Regions from separate parts of the Homo sapiens genome. Here region 2 is linked to region 1. The links are chromatin loops, found by intact Hi-C in ENCODE. Cell type or tissue: Calu3. All regions are shown on one strand. Links, peaks and the distances in the headings refer to the core of each region. The heading gives the core; the rest is flanking DNA.

The links. A loop is a pair of places that touch in the nucleus more often than their neighbours do. Peaks named below come from ENCODE experiments on the same cell type or tissue, not always from the same donor. Only the 100,000 strongest peaks of a DNase experiment are listed, where the experiment ranks them.
Region 2: it touches region 1 in a loop (13-fold over the local background); 15 of 110 quality-filtered maps call a loop at or near these places.

What each region holds. Positions count from the first base shown.
Region 1 is chrX:1,647,240-1,650,051 of GRCh38, forward strand. No RefSeq gene overlaps it. Among named protein-coding and RNA genes, the nearest start is that of ASMT, 34 kb to the left of the region's middle. RefSeq lists an enhancer at 2,311-2,812. In Calu3, for the core only: a CTCF peak has its summit at 1,478; a DNase peak (open chromatin) is centred at 1,542.
Region 2 is chrX:2,818,420-2,821,231 of GRCh38, forward strand. No RefSeq gene overlaps it. Among named protein-coding and RNA genes, the nearest start is that of GYG2, 9.1 kb to the right of the region's middle. In Calu3, for the core only: no CTCF peak of the experiment used is centred there; a DNase peak (open chromatin) is centred at 1,272.

The sequences.
Region 1 (2,812 bases), core at 111-2,610:
TTTGTCACTGCTTTTTCTTCTTGCAGACAGTTTCATTGGGTGGTTGTATTTGGCTGGGTAGTGACCTGTAGCTATTAGTGACCTGTAGCTGCTGTAACAAGTTATCACAAATGTGGTAGCTGAAAACAACACAAATTAACTGTCTTGCAGTTATGAAGAACAGAAGGCTGAAGTCAGTTTCCCTAGGCTAACATAAAAGTGTTGGCAGGACTGCTTTATTCTAGAGGCTTTGGAGGTGAATGCATTTTCTTGCCTTGCCAGCTTCCAGAAGCTGCCTGCTTTCCTTGGCTCATGGTCCCTTCCTCCACTTGCAAAACCCACACCCACATCACTCCGGGCTCTGCTTCCATTGTCACCTCTTCTATAACTTTGATCCTCTTGCCTCCCTCTCATAAGGAGCCTTCTGATGACAGATGGCCAACCCAGAGAATCCAGGACAGCCCCCCTCTTAGGATCACTAATTAAACCACAGTTGCCAAGTGTGTTTTTCCAGGTGAGGTCACATATTCACAGGTTCTAGAGACTGGGATGTGGACAGCTTTGGGGGATATTATTCCTCTACCATATGGGGAGTGGGATGTATAAATCTTTGGGGCCATTATTCTGTCTATCACATGGGGATTTGGGTGTTGATAACATTTTTAGGGTCATTATTCTGTCCACCACGTGGGGATTAGGATGTGGACATCTTTGGGGGCCATTACTCCTTCTACCACATGGGATTGCAATGTAGACATCTTTGGGGGCCATTTTCTGTCTCCCACATGGGATTAGGATGTGGACATCTTTGGGGCCATTATTCTGTCTACCACATGGGGATTAGGATGTGGACATCTGGCTGGGCGCAGTGGCTCACGCCTGTAATCCCAGCACTTTGGGAGGCTGAGGCAGGTGGATCACAAGGTCAGGAGATGGAGACCATCCTGGCTAACATGGTGAAACCCCATCTCTACTAAAAATACAAAAAATTGGCCAGGCATGGAGGCGGGCGCCTGTAGCCCCAGCTACTAGGGAGGCTGAGGCAGGAGAATGTCGTGAACCCGGGAGGCAGAGGTTGCAGTGAGCCGAGATCGCGCCACTGCACTCCAGCCTGGTCGACAGAGCGAGAGTCCATCTCAAAATAAATAAATAAGTAAAATAAAAGCGTGTGTATACGTTCATATATACAGACGGTTTCCAGCTTACAGTGGTTGGATTTACAACTTTTCAGCGTTACGATCAGTGTATCAAGATACTAAATGCATTTTTAAGTTAAGGTATGTGGACCCATGATAGACTTGTGGGGAGGTAACCCCACTGTAAGTCAAGGGGCATCCCTCTGTGAGTATATAGATTCTCCACCCCCTAAAAAAATTATAAGCACTGTGACCACCCCTAAAGTGGCTCAGGCTCATGCATGTAGCCCGCCTGGGCTTGAATGCTCTTTGCAAACATACGTTAGATCTGGACAGCCCAGTTCTTCAGGGAAACCCTCTTGGGGCCATGGCAACATGTGGACCATTCCGGAAGAGCGAGAACCGGTGCCTGCCAGCAGGTGGCAGCATGGGGCAGCTGATGTAACCCGGCTTCCTTCGCTCCAAGATTGCACCTGTCAGAGGCAGTCAGGGCTGGGGTGACCATGAATGGGGAAAAAGCAACCCCCCGCCCCAACTTTAGTGCTTTGCCGCTTTTTTTTTTTTTGAGATGGAGTCTCGCACTGTCGCCTGGGCTGGAGTGCAAAGGCAAGATCTCGGCTCACTGCAACCTCCACCTCCTGGGTTCAAGCGATTCTCCTGCCTTGGCCTCCCAAGTAGCTGGGGTTATAGGCACCTGCCACCACGCCCGGCTAATTTTTTTTTTTGTATTTTTAGTAGAGACGGGGTTTCACCATGTTGGCCAGGCTGGTCTCGAACTCCTGACCTCGTGACCCGCCCGCCTCGGCCTCCCAAAGTGTTGGGATTACAGGCGTGAGCCACCGTGCCCAGTCTGCTTTGCTGTTTTAAATGTTGGTTTTCACTAAAAACAATCCCACATCCAAAAGGATTTTTTCATTATTTTCCCCCATCAAGGGCAGATACACTAAAACTTCAGAGGCTGGCCTGGCGCAGTGGCTCATGCCTGTAATCCCAGCACTTTGGGAGGCCGAAGGGGGTGTATCAGTTGAGGTCAGGAGTTCGAGACCATCCTGGCCAACATGGTGAAACCCTATCTCTACTAAAAAGCACAAAATTAGCTGGGCGTGGTGGTGGGCGCCTGTAATTCCAGCTACTCGGGAGACTGAGGCAGGAGAATCGTTTGAACCCGGGAGGTGGAGGTTGCAGTGAGCCGAGATCGCGCCACTGCCCTCCAGCCTGGGCAACAAGAGCAAAACTCGGTCTCAAAAAAAAAAAAAAAAAAAAAATCGGAGGCTTACATTTTCTCTTGTTGAAAAATGAGGAGAGGGATATTTTCCCACTTTCCGCCCCGCCCCCCTCCCCAGCAAACTGGTAGCTGCAAGTTCTTTGTCGGCCTTTTTCAAATGTGTGTAAATCTTTTAAAGAAAGCGGCACCATAGCTCAAGAATGTTTCCTGCAGTGTCTGGGAGGAATCTCTTTGAAATGTGATCCCCAAGGGGGAGGAAAAAAAGCCTCATCCCCCGGGGTCCACAGAGGAGAAGAGCTTAATTTAATCTGTCACCTCACTCCAAATTGCAAAGCCTACACCTCCAGTCAAAATGAGTCCTTGTTTAGTTTCAGAAAACGAAAGGAAAGGGCTGTCTCCACTTTGCTGCGTAAAAGGATGAGATTTCTTTCTTTTTTTCCTTTTCTTTTTTTTTTTGAGACGGAGTTCTGCT
Region 2 (2,812 bases), core at 194-2,693, 1.2 Mb after region 1:
ATGATTGTGCCACTGCATTCCAGCCTGAGGAACAGAGTGAGAGCTTGTCTCTAAAAAAGAAAAAAAATAGATATTTTGAACATTGCAAAAGCCTACAATCTTTTTAATATTGATTACTTTAGTTAAATTCTTCTCCATTTAATGTGATTTTAGAAGTAATCCTTTTACATCTGGAAAATGGAGAATAATTTATTATTTCACCCAGAGAATGATAAATCAATCAATCAAAATATAGCAATCTAGAAAGCTAATAAATAATGTTCTAATTAGGGAGACCTACTGCCAGTAGGAGTAATAGATAATAACAATACTATTTGCTGAATCATTTTATTTTAGTAGAAAAATAAGCTTTCAAAGTAATTTATTTACTTATTTATTTATTTTTGAGATGGAGGCTCACTCTGTCGCCCAGGCTGGAGTGCAGTGGCACGACCTCGGCTCACTGCAACCTCCGCCTCCCGGGTTCAGGCGATTCTCCCTGCCTCAGCCTCCTGAGCAGCTGGGATTACAGGCACCCACCATCATGCCCAGCTAATTTTTGTATTTTTAGTAGAGACGGGGTTTTGCCATGTTGGCCAGGCTGGTCTTGAACTCCTGACCTCAGGTGATCTGCCCGCCTCAGCCTCCCAAAGTGCTGGGATTACAGGCGTGAGCCACTGCGCCCAGCCTTTTAAAATAATTTACATACTTTACACATGTACACATAAAAATGGATGTTGGTTGGATGTGGTGGCTCATACCTGTAATCCCAGCACTTTGGGAGGTCGAGGTGGGTGGATCACTTGAGCACTTGAGCCTTGGAGTTTGAGACCAAGCTTGGCGACATATCGAGACTCTGTCTCTACAAAAAAATTAAAAAATTAGCTGGGCGTGGTAGTACATGCCTATGGTCCTAGCTACTTCGGAGGCTGAGACAGGAGAATTGCTTGAGCCTGGGAGGTTGAAGCAGCAGTGAGCTCTGATTGCACAATTGCACTGAAGCCCAGGTGACAGAGCAAGACCCTGTCAAAAAAAAAGGATGTCAGTGATAATGAGTTGTTTATAAAGATAGAATTAGAGTTCCAGGGATGACTGGAGAGGTATAGTGTATTATAACCCCTACCATGTGCCCGTCAGGGACTGGTACTTAAAAGTCAAAACAGTAACTGCAGAATTTGAGAGGTGTACAAAGATAGTCTCTCAAATAGTGCTCAGTTATTAGTTCAGCGATGGTCAGTTTGTGCATAGCTATGAAACTAGCTTATCACGGTAAAAAGTGTGTACGCTTCACTATCTTGTAGCATTTAGTTTCCCAGCAGGGCCATGCGACACCCAGTGGACATTTCTAAATTGTACATTCAAAAAAATGTTACCACTGGCTGCAACATTTTTTTCATTAAACATAAAAGTTGGTCTTGGGGGTGTCATTCAATGCCTTTTCTGCTTCCTTCAGAATTCTAAAGGCTTCCACCACAACTTTGATCTGAGCCCAGTTATGAACTTCATACAAAGCTGCAGGGAGGAGCCTGTGTCTGTTGAAGAAAGGCTCACAAGATCCCATGGTAAGGGGAGAGGAGAAGGGGTAATGAGGAAGAAAGGCAGCTTTCCAGGGGCCGAGTCCGGAAGACCAGACTTGTCAGAGAATGGAACTAGCTTGTCCAGTCTCAGCCCATGAGAGAGTTTCACGCCACGTGCTATTCTGGTTCTGAACATTGAGCACTTGGGTGACTTGGAATGGCCTCCATCTAAGCTGCATCTTCCCCCATAGTTCCAAATATAAATGCAATGCATTCCCTGGGTTCCTGCCAGCCATTGTCACGTTTTTGCTTCACAGCTGTCTCCTCCCTGCTCCCCGTCCTATTCATCTGCCCCTTGCTAGACAGGTATTCATGAAACATGACTGCTTGTTTATGAATAGCTGGGATGTAGACATGACATACGGAAAGAGAAGCTGCCAATTTTTCCCCAACCAAAAGTGAAAACAGTGCTTGGACCTAACAAGCATAGAATGTTTGATCCCATAGCAGAGCTGGTGGGAAGGCTGGGGGCAAAATCTGACACTGTCCACCATTGGCTGTAGACCAAAGGGAGGCTGCAGACCAAAGGGAGGCCGCAGGGAGGTGAGATCATTTCAATCGCAGGTCCCCACCCACTACGAGCACTTCCTCACCCACATCCTCTGTTCTAATCTTTTCTGTCTATCTCTTATCAACTTCCAACATATGATAACGTATCACCTTTTATTGTTTCTCTCCCGGCTCCATCCCCACTAGAATGCAACTGCTACAAAGGCATGGATTTGTCCCCAGTTTCCAGAAACATGACTGGCATGTAGTAGATGCTCATTAAAGACTTATTTATTTATTTATTGAGACAATGTCTTGCTCTGCCGCCCAGGCTGGAGCGCTGCAGTGTGATCCTGGTTCACTGCAGCCTCAAACTCCTGGGCTCCAACGATCTTGTCACCTCAGCTTCCTGTGTAGCTGGCACAACAGGCATGTCCTACCATGCCTGGCTAATTTATTTATTGTTTTTGTAGAGACGGGGTCTCACTGTGCTTCCCAGGCTGGTCTCGAACTCCTGGGCTCTAGTGATTTTCCCACCTTGGCCTCCCAAATTGCTGGGATTACAGACTTGAGCCACCACGCCTGGCCCTAAAGACTTATTAAACACACGGGAAAATGAATGAATGAAGCCCTCGTTCAGGCCACAACTTTAATAATATTAAAGAGGAGATATTTTCTTTTGGTATTCTAGCTAAAGACTTTTGGGATGAGATGGATAGGGATATTAACAAATGTGTGTGTTTTTAAAAAATATACATATTATGAAA